Regions from separate parts of the Homo sapiens genome. Here region 2 is linked to region 1. A link is a loop called in an ENCODE intact Hi-C map of the cell type or tissue named here. Cell type or tissue: mesothelial cell of epicardium. All regions are shown on one strand. Links, peaks and the distances in the headings refer to the core of each region. The heading gives the core; the rest is flanking DNA. Region 1 overlaps LOC107987133 (a long non-coding RNA gene). Region 2 overlaps LOC105376289 (a long non-coding RNA gene).

Region 1 (5,375 bases), core at 376-5,375:
CAAATATTGTCAAGCTCATTGCCCAATTACTCTATGTGCAAACAGACACCCCAACAGCCGCCTCTCTCCCAGGCAAAGAGGAGCTCAGAATTATTGTTCCATTACCTTCTCACGCATCATGGATAATCTGCTTAGGTAGTAGGTGTATTGTTTAAGTCAGTTTCCTGTCACTGCTCTAACAGATTACCACAAACCTGGTGGCTCAAAACAACCCAAATTTATTATCTTGTAACTCTGGGAGTTGTAAGTCTGAAATGAGTCTCCCTGGGCTGAAATCAAGGTGTCGGCAGGACTGCATTCCTTCTGGAAGCTCTAGGGGAGAATTCACATCCTTGCCTTTTCAGCTTCTAGAGGCCACCCACGTTCCTTGACTCATGGCTCCTTCCACCAAAGGCATCATTCCAACCTCTGCTTCCTTCACCTCGTCGCCTCCTCTAGCTCTGACCCTCCTCCCCGACCCGTATAAGGACCCTGGTGATTACCTTGGGCCCAACTAGATAATCCACGATCATCCCCCCATCTCAGGATTCCTAACTTAATCACACGTGCAGAATTCCTTTGGCCACATGAAGTAGCACACTCACAGCTTCCAGGGATCAGAACGTGGACGTCTTTGGGGGCCATTACTCTGTGCACCACCATCAGTGTCCTCCCACTTGGAAGAGGACAAAAGTTTTCCTGTGTTTTGCTCATTCATGTGTCCCAAGAACCTACAGCAGGGTTGGCTCAAAAAAATATTTGGTAATTCATGAATACGTGAATGAGAGTGGCCCAAATATCACAAGCAAATCTTTTTTTTTCTTTCTATTTTTGAGACAGGGTCTCGCTTTGTCACCCAGGCTGGCGTCCAGTGGCATGATAGCTCACTGTCACCTCAACCTCCCAGGTTCAAGCGATCCTCCCACCTCAGTCTCTCAGATAGCTGGGACTACAGGTGCACACCATCATGCCCAGATAATTTTTTTTTTTTGTCAAGCCAGGGTCTTGCTATGTTGTCCAGGCTGGTCTCGAACTCCTGGGCTCAAGCGATCCTGCCACCTCAGCCTCCCAAAGTGCGGGCCTCATAGGCAAATCTTGTGACTAGAACCAAGAAGCCCTGTTTCCCAGGTCAGTACTGATTGAGGGGAACAGCATTTATCTTTGTACAGAGGAGGTTGGTCCTATGACGATCAGGTTGATCAGAGGACAAAGAGCCGGCTGTGCCTGTGAAGGAGAGCAGGCGTGAGCTACTGCCTGGCTACCCAAGGCAAAGCAATGCAGTGGCAGAGGCAGCGTCCAGGAAGCCTCCGTCTCCAGAATGTGGAGGACTTTGTCTTGTGATTCTGTAAGCAAGTGTGGTCAGACCCAAAGAGCTCTGCCCTAACCCGGTCACAGGGTGGCCGAGCAGAGGCAGCTGAGCACTCTTCATAGTCCTGGTGGCCAAGGTGCTGTTGTGACTGCTGACCTGTGTAATGTTATTCTGAATCTTTGTTTACATTTCAGGGTTTTTTAGGTAAAATTTACATATTCACAAATGCACGATTTACAAATGCACAGATTTCATGTGTACCATTTTATGAGGTTTTACGTATTTTATCAAATGCATACACCTGAAGCCCACACGTTAGCAAAATCAAGAACTTTTCAACATGCCAGAAAGTTACTTTGTGTCTTCCCAGCCAATCCTGCACCGCCACAGGCAATCGGTTTTCTAATTTTTTTCACCATAGATTAGTTTTGCCTGTTCCAGAACTTTGTATAAGTGGAATCACACAATTTGTATCTTTTTGTGTCTGGCTTTTTTCATTCCACATAATGTCTGTGATTCATCTGTGTTGTTGTGTTTATTGATAGTTCATTCTCTCTTTTTTTTTTTTTTTTTTTGATGAATTGTATTCCATAGTATGGATATACCACAATTTGTTTATCTGTTCTTCTGTTAATGGATATTTGGGCAGTTTCCAGTCTGAGGGTATTATAAATAAAGCTGCTACAAACATTTACATAAAAATCTTTTTGCAAACATGTGCACTTATTTCTTTTGGGACCACATCTAGAAGTGGCATTACTGGGTCATAGGGTAGATGTATGTTTTACTTTATAAGACAAGAGTGAAACTTTCTCCGAGGTACTTGTAACATTTTATGTTTCCATCAGTGATTTATGAGAGTTCCAGTTTTTCTACATCCTCATCCACATTTGGTGCCATCGGTCTTTTAAAATTGGAGTCATTCTAGTGCAGGGGTCACAAACCCCCAGGCCACAAACTGGTATAGGTCCATGGCCTGTTAGGAACCGGGCCGCACAGCAGGAGGTGAGTGGCTGATGAGGGGGCATTGCTGCGTGAGCTCCACCTCCGGCCAGATCAGTGGCAGCACTGGATTCTCTCAGAAGCGTGAGCCCTATTGTGAACTGTGCATGCGAGGGATCTAGGTTGCACCCTCCTGATGAGACTTGAACTAATGCCTGTTCTAAGGTGGAACAGTTTCATCCCAAAACCGTCCCAAACCCCCAGCCATAGAAAAATTGGCCATGAAAAAGTTGTCTTCCACAAAACTGGTCCCTGGTGCCAAAAAGGTTGGGGACCATTGTTCTGGTGGGACTGCAGTAGTAGCTCATGGATTTTCATTTGCATTTCCCAGATAACTAATGACGATGAACACTTTCAAATGTGTTCATTGGCCATTCATATGCATTCTTCCGTGACGTGTCTGTTCAAATCTTTCCAGCACATAAACCCTCTTATTATTGAGTTACAGGATTATCTATATAACCTGGATACTAGCCTTTTATCAGATATATGGGTTGCAGTATTTGCCCAAAGTATGTGGTTTCCCTTTTAGTTTTCTTAACAATAAAGACTTTTCATTTTGATGAAGTCAATTTATCAATTTTTTTTTTTGAAACAAAGTCTCACTCTGTCACTCAGGCTGTAGTGCAATGGCACGATCTTGGCTCACTGCAACCTCCGCCTCCCAGGTTCAAGCGATTCTCTTGCCTCAGCCTCCCAAGTAGCTGGGATTACAGGTGCCCGCCACTACGCCTGGCTAATTTTTTTGTATTTTTAGTAGAGATGGGGTTTCATCATGTTGACCAGGCTGGTCTCAAGCTCCTGACCTCGTGATCTACCCACCCCAGCCTCCCGAAGTGCTAGGATTACAGGCATGAGCCACTATACCAGGCCCAATTTATCGATTTTTTAAATGTTTGTTGCTTTTGCTGTCCCATCTAAGACATTCTGGACTGCTCACAGATCGTGAAAGTGTTTCCCTGTGTTTTCTTGTGGAAGTTTCACAGTTTTAGCTTTTACATTTAGACCTACGATCCACCTTGAATTAAATTTATTGTATAATTTGAAGATTCAACATTCATTTTTCTCAATACTGACATCCAGTTGTTCCAGCATCATTTATTCAAAATACTGCTTTTCCCCATAGAACTGTTTTGATGCCTTTGTCAAAAATCAATGTGCTGTATAAATGTGGGCCTACTTCTGGACTCTCTAGTCAATACCATGAATCTAGTCTTTTTTTGGCCTTTGTTCTTTAGTCTTGAAATCAGGTACTGTAAGTTCTTCAACTTACGGCAAGATTTGGAGGGCTAACTTAGGTTCTTCTCTATGAATGTTAGAATGAGATTGACAATTCACGCATTCTCCTTTTTTTTTTTTTTTTTTTTTTTTGAGACGGAGTTTCTCTCTTGTTGCCCAGGCTGGAATGCAATGGTGCAATCTTGGCTCACCACAACCTCCACCTCCAGAGTTTAAGCAATTCTCCTGCTTCAGCCTCCCGAGTAGCTGGGATTACAGGCACGTGCCACCACGCCCAGCTAATTTTGTATTTTTAGTAGAGACGGGGTTTCTCCATGTTGGTCAGGCTGGTCTCGAACTCCCGACCTCAGGTGGCCCACCCACCTCGGCCTCCCAAAGTGCTGGGATTACAGGCGTGAGCCACTGAGCTGGGCCAATTTATGCATTCGCACAATGCTCCCGGGATTATGATAGGTCAATCCAGGGAGAATTGACCTGTTAACTAACTTGGGTCTTCTGACCCACGAGCACACAATTTCTTTCTGTTTATCTTAGGGCTTCTTTCATTTCTCTCTTTTGCTAAGTTTATTACTAAGTATGTTATACTTATAAATGAAATTTTAAAAAACATTTCTGCTTGCTGCCAGTGCACAGATATGTAATTATCAATTATATATAAACATATATATATCTTATATCTTACAATCGTGCTAAATTCATTTATTAAGTTATTGTAGTTGTTTTGCAGATTCCTTAGAATTTTCTACATAGAGAATGATCTCATCTGTAAAGAGAGACAGTTTTACTTCTTTCTTTATGGTCTTCATGCTTTTTATTTCTTTCTCTTTTTTTCCTTTTCTTCTTTCTTTTTTTTTTTCTTTTTGTCTTATTGCACCAGTTAGGACTTTCAGCACAATAATATAGAGAGACTGTGATCCCTGCCATTTTCCTGGTCTTAGGGGGAAAGTGTTTACTATTTCACTATTAAGTATAATATCAGCTGTAGAGTTTTCATCCATGCCGTTTTTATGTTTTGTTTTTGTATATTTGTTTGTTTGTTTGTTTGAGATAGAGTCTCGCTCTGTTGCCCAGACTAGAGTGCAGTGGTGGGATCTCAGCTCACTGCAACCTCTGTTTCCAGGGTCCAAGCGATTCTCCTGCCTCAGCCTCCCGAGTAGCTGGTATTACAGGCACCCACCACCACACCCAGCGAATTTTTGTATTTTTAGTAGAGATGGGGTTTCACTGTGTTAAACTAGGCTGGTCTTGAACTCCTGACCTCAGGTGACCCACCTGCCTCAGCCTCCCAAAGTGCTGGGATTACAGGCGTGAGCCACCGTGTGCAGCCCACATGTCCTTTTTTAGATTGAGAAAGGTCTCTTCCATTTCTAGTTGGTGAGAGAGAGAGAGAGAGAGAGTGTGTGTGTGTGTGTGTGTGTGTGTGTATACACATTGAATAAGCATTGAGTTTTATTTAAACATTTTTGTGTTTTCAACGATCATATGGTTTCTCTCCTTTATTTTGTGAATACTGTGTATTACACTGATTAAATTTTTAACATTAAACCAATATTACATTGCTGAGACAAAACTCAGTTGGTCTTAGTGTATTATCCTTATAATATATTGCTAGATTAAATTTGCTAGTATTTTCTTAGGAATGCTTGCATCTATGTTCTTGTGGGATATTGTTCTGTAGTTTTATTGTGATGTGTTTGTCAGGTTTGGGCGGTAGGGTTATGCTGACCTCACAAAACAAGTGGGAAGGTTTCCTCTTTCTCCTTTTTCTGTAAGAGTTTCTGATGTATTATTTTTTCTTAAATGTTTAATAGAAGTCACCAGTGAAACCACTGGATATAGAGTTCTC
Region 2 (5,375 bases), core at 147-5,146, 110 kb after region 1:
TCCAGCCTGGGCAACAAAAGCAAAACTCCATCTCAAAAACAAAACAAACAAACAAAAGAAAACCTCGATTTTCCAAGCCTCCTTGCTGTCCAAGGTGGCCATGTAACCCAGATCTAGCCAGTAAGTTAGAACAAAAGTCCCTGAGGAGCAATTCCCTTTCTGAATAAAGAGATGGAGCTGGCAAGGAAAAGGCCCTCTCACTCTTTGCTCTTCGGCCTTTTGCTCCTTCTCCTTCCTCTTGCCTGGAACATGGATGTGAGGCCCGGAGGTGCCGCAGCCATCTTGTGACCATGAGGCAGCAACTGTGAGGACACAGCCTCCACACTGAAGACAGTGAAAGGGAAGATAGAGCAGGGGTGGCCGTGCCATCTGTAAGTTACTACACCAACCCGACTACCCACCGAAGGCTTATCATTGGCTAAAGCAAAATCTTCTGTCTGTATAAGCCCCTGTATTAGTAGTTTCTTTATTTACAATGAACGTAATACTTATGCTACACAGCCAGCCCTTCACGAGGAACCCCTGCAGAACTTGCATTCTCACTCTCCTTGGGGCTCACTGCGTGCCCGCCACTGCGCTGGCCTCTCTTAGTTCTCTGATCACACTGAACTTATTCCTGTCTCAGGACCTTTGCACTGGCTGGGCCGGCTAGAGGCTGCTGGCTCTTCCTTACCACTCTGGCGGTCTCAGTTTAAACCCCACGTCCTGAAAAACGCCTTCCCTCTCTGCCGCACAATCTGTAGGAGCCTCCCCAGGCCCCTCTACCCCATGAGTCGGTTTCTTTTCCCCACCACTCCTTACTGCTGTCTGCTGCTTTCTCTACCTGCTTCTTCATCTGCTTGGTGCACAGAACGGCAGCTCCATAGGGAGTCCGGCTGCCTGTGTTGAGTGCCTCTGTGTCCCCAGTGTGTGGCATATAGTAAGTACTCAATAAAGGTTTGCTGGATGAATTATTCAGTGTCTTTTTTGTTTGTTTTGTTTTGGAGACAGAGTTTCGCTTTTGTCACCCAGACGAGTGCAGTCCCGCGATCTTGGCTCACTGCAACCTCTGTCTCCCAGGTTCAAGCTATTCTCCTGCCTCAGCCTCTCAAGTAGCTGGGATTACAGGCACCCACCACCACGCCCGGCTAATTTTTTGTATTTTTAGTAGAGATGGGGTTTCATCATGTTGGCCAGGCTGGTCTCAAAGTCCTGACCCCAGGTGACCCACCCGCCTTGGCCTCCCAAAGTGCTGGGATTACAGGCGTGAGCTACCAGGCCCGGCCATTTATTCAGTGTATTAATTAATGCCAATCTCTCTGCTGATGTGTCCTGTCTCTCTGCCTGGGAGCTGGAAACCCCCACTCTTTCCTTTGAGCTGTTCCTCCTGGGAAAGCCTTCCTGGCACTCCCAGACCTGGGCTGGGACATCTGTGGTTCCCGCACCCATGACTTTAGGTGTCTCTCTGCCGCCACCCTTTCACAATTCTAACTGCAAGGTGGTTGACGTCTTCATCTGTTAGATGTCATCTCCCCCTCCAGGCCATAAACTTCAAGAGGACAGGGACTATCTTCGTTTCCTGCTCCATGGCCCATGCCTGGCGCAGGTCGATGTGTTTGTTGAATGAATGAATGACAGCAGCTGCTTCCAGACTGGAAGATCTCAGGCTAGACGACAGGAGTCACCCAAGTCCCATCCCTTCCCACCCCAGCCCGCCCCCTCCCCCGGAAGAAAAACTAAATCAAAGCCGCGTGTCCCACCCAGTTCAGATCTGCCTTGTTCTGAACAAAGGGGCAGCTGGTGCCTCTGCCCAGACAGACGCCTGCATCAGCAACACGCAAAGCCAGCCTTGCCGCGCAGCCCGAGGGTCTCGGGGGGCTGTTCCTTAGCAAGATTTTGCCCCTTTCCCTCCACTTCATCCTCCTATTCACCCTCTCCCCCAAATAACAGCACACACCCTCAACCCTCGTGTGGAATTTTTCGTCTTCAAAGCACTTCCTAAGCATTAGCTCATTAGCAGAGCGGCCCCTTGACACCACGAGGCTGCTCCCTGGGTGTCTTCTGAGTCATAACGCTCGAGTTTACCGACAAAAACAAGTTTTTCCCATAGAGCGGATTCGGCGCCACAGCCAAGATCACTGTCTCAGAAAAAAAGGGAAGAAGGAAGGAGAGAAACACTGCCTCTGGCAAGCGCCAGCCAAGCACTGATCCCCGTGTCAGCTCTAAGCACTAGGAGACCCGAGAGATGCCAGGCTCAGCGTAGGGGCCACCGAAGCTTCCGTCCCCTGCCCTGGGCTGGAACCCTCCACCAGGAGGAGATGTCACAGCGTGGCCCCTGACACCTGGCACCTCTCCCAGCGTCTCTCCCTGCACCCACATCTGGTTTCCCACCACTAGGAATGTTTCCCGCCTCCCACTCCATCCCCACCCCGCAAACACAGCCATAAGCCCTAAGCCCAGAGGACGGGATAACCATTTGCTGCCTAATAAATGACGGGTGGTGTCAGCCAGCCCGGACAGAGGGCAGTTACTCTGGCATTGAACAGACCTGGGTTCAAATCCCAGATCTGCTCCTTACAAGCTCTGGGACCTTGGCCAAGTGGCCGAGACTGTTTCCTCGTCTGTGGAATGAGGCCGCACTGGCCCTGCCTCCCTCAGGGTCGTCTGTGAAATGATGAGTGGAGAGCACTGGGGCACTTGGAGTCAGCGATGTTCTCAGCCAAGGGAGCAGCTGCCAATTTCTCTGGTTTTAGGGGTTACAGAGTGGCTTCCATTCCAGAGGCAGAGCACAGGTCCCAGGGTAGGGGACTCAGTACTGGGCATTACGGAAGCCCCCACAAGAGTCAGGGAGGATCGTGGCCTTCTCCCTGCAGGAGGGGCTGGTCTTAGCACCCCTGCCTCTGTACCCCACACCATCTCATCCACAGAAGAGGCATTGAATAAAGATCCAAACTAAAAGCCTCATGTAAACCAATACAAAAGCTGGACTGGGCCATACATAGTGGCTCATAACTGTAATCCCAGCACTTTGGGAGGCCAAGGCGGAGGATCACTTGACGCCAAGAGTTTGAGACCAGCCTCGCCAAACATGGCAAGATCTGTCTACAAAAAATTTATTTTTTTGTTTTGTTTTTGTGAGACGGAGTTTCAGTCTTGTTGCCCAGGCTGGAGTGCAATGGTGAGATCTTGGCTCACTGCAACCTCTGCCTCCTGGGTTCAAGCGATTCTCCTGCCTCAGCCTCCTGAGCAGCTGGGACTACAGGCGCCCGCCACCACGCCCAGCTAATTTTTTGTATTTTCAGTAGAGATGTGGTTTCACCATGTTGGCCAGACTGGTCTTGAACTCCTGACCTTAAGTGATCCACCCACCTTGGCCTCCCAAAGTGCTGGGATTACAAGCATGAACCAACACACCCAGCCCCTACAAAAATTTTAAAAATTAGCCAAGCATGGTGGCATGCACGTGTGGTCCCAGCTACTCAAGAGATGGGAAGATTGCCTGAGCCGGGGAGGACGAGGCTGCAGTGAGCCATGATGACGCCACTGCACTCTGCTCCAGCCTGGGCAACACAGCAAGACCCTGTCTCTAAAAAAAGAAAAGAAAAGAAAATGGCTGGGTGCAGTGGCTCACGCCTGTCATCCTAGCACTTTGGGAGGCCAACATGGGTGGATCACAGGGTCAGGAGTTCGAGATCAGCCTGACCAACATGGTGAAACCCCGTCTCTACTAAAAATACAAAAATTAGCCGGGCGTGGTGGTGGCATGTGCTTATAGTCCCAGCCACTCAGGAGGCTGAGACAGGAGAATCGCTTGAACCCGGGAGGCGGAGGTTGCAGTGAGCCAAGATCTCACCACTGCCCTCCAGCCTGGGCGACAGAGTGAGACTCTGTCTCAAAAGAAAGGAAAGAAGGAAGGAAGGAAGGAAGGGAGGGACGGACAGACAGAGGGAGGGAGAGAGGAAGGAAAGAGAAAGGCCAGGTGCGGTGGCTCACACCTGTAATCCCAGCACTTTAGGAGGCCAAGGCAGGCGGATCACTTGAGGTCAGGAGTTCGAGACCAGCCTGGCCAGCATGGCGAAACCCTGTCTCTACTAAAAACATAAAAATTAGCCAGGTGTGTTGGCGTGAACCTGTAGTCCCAGCTACTCAGGAGGTTGAAGCAGGAGAATCGCTTGAACCCAGGAGGAGGAGGCTGCAGTGAGCCAAGATCATGCCACTGTATTCCAGCCTGGGCAACAGAGTGAGACTGTCTCAGAAAATAATAATAATAAATAAAATAAATAAATACAATGCAAAAAAATTTTTAAAGCTGGTCTGGGTCATGGAAAATGCACCAGAAACACTACTATCTAGAAACTCCTCCCTTGAGTCACAGCAAATATTGATTGGACCCCTACCACGCACCAGGCACTGTGCTGGGCACAGGACACTCCCTCTGGAGATGGTAGGAGACTGCTGGGCATCCCTCCAGGGCACATGCCAGCAACATCCTACTTCGTGCTCCAGCAAAAAGGTCCAAATGTATGTGGCCAAGCAGATGTGGGTGCGCCTTGAGGGCAGAAACCCTGTTCGCTGAGTAAGAACGCTGCTGGACAGTTCGGTGTCCATTTTGTCCCCAGCTACCTTCCTAACAGAACCCTGTTTTGTTCAAGTGGGCAAATATGCCCAGATACAAATACTCACTTCCCAGACTCCTTTGCAGCTAGCTGGGCTGCTTTACCTAATTCTAGCAATGAGATGAAATTAGGAGTCTCCTGCTAAGAATGACCAGGAAATCAATTGTTTTTCTGAAAAAAAGAGGAATTCACCTGGCAGGGGCCTTTTGTACTTTGCCCTTCACCCTTTCCCAATCACCACCCCAATTTTCCTGCCTGGAATGCTGTCCTGAGAGCTGGAGGTGAAGCAGCCGTTTTCTGCCACAAAGAGGAAAGCCACGTGCTAGGTGGCCAGAAGGGCGTCTCCAGAGGCTGCCCAGGCCTGACTGCCTCCCACAGCACCGTGTGCTTCCCGCTCAAGTCATCATTGTTGGGTTTCTGTGAGTCGCAGCTAACCACAAATCCCAACTCATCACCAGGCCACGTCGGAGACCCTCACCGTCAGCAGAGGGGCCAGCACAGAGCGGCCACTTAAGAAACATGCTTGAATGCAGGAGTGAAGGGCTCGATGCGGCAGAACAGACCCCTGAGGTGCCCTGCGGCCCGGAGTCTCCAGACCTGAACTGCAAACTCAGCCCCAAAGGGGAGAGTGCCAGCATGATTCTATCAGACCTACAGAGCCTGGATTCCTCCAGGGCCACACCGTGTGACCCTGAGCAAGTGCCCCCCCCTCTCTGGGCCTCAGTTTCCCTGAGAAGTTAGTGTGTGGGACTTGGTGGTCTTTGTGGACGGTCTTTTAGG

What was found. A loop is a pair of places that touch in the nucleus more often than their neighbours do. Peaks named below come from ENCODE experiments on the same cell type or tissue, not always from the same donor. Only the 100,000 strongest peaks of a DNase experiment are listed, where the experiment ranks them.
Region 2: it touches region 1 in a loop (35-fold over the local background); 7 of 110 quality-filtered maps call a loop at or near these places.

Annotation. Positions count from the first base shown.
Region 1 is chr9:129,302,403-129,307,777 of GRCh38, reverse strand. All of the region lies in intron 1 of LOC107987133 (a long non-coding RNA gene), which reads right to left. Among named protein-coding and RNA genes, the nearest start is that of LINC02913, 16 kb to the left of the region's middle. In mesothelial cell of epicardium, for the core only: no CTCF peak of the experiment used is centred there; DNase peaks (open chromatin) are centred at 597, 3,017 and 3,877.
Region 2 is chr9:129,195,355-129,200,729 of GRCh38, reverse strand. All of the region lies in intron 1 of LOC105376289 (a long non-coding RNA gene), which reads right to left. Among named protein-coding and RNA genes, the nearest start is that of IER5L, 20 kb to the right of the region's middle. In mesothelial cell of epicardium, for the core only: no CTCF peak of the experiment used is centred there; a DNase peak (open chromatin) is centred at 2,123.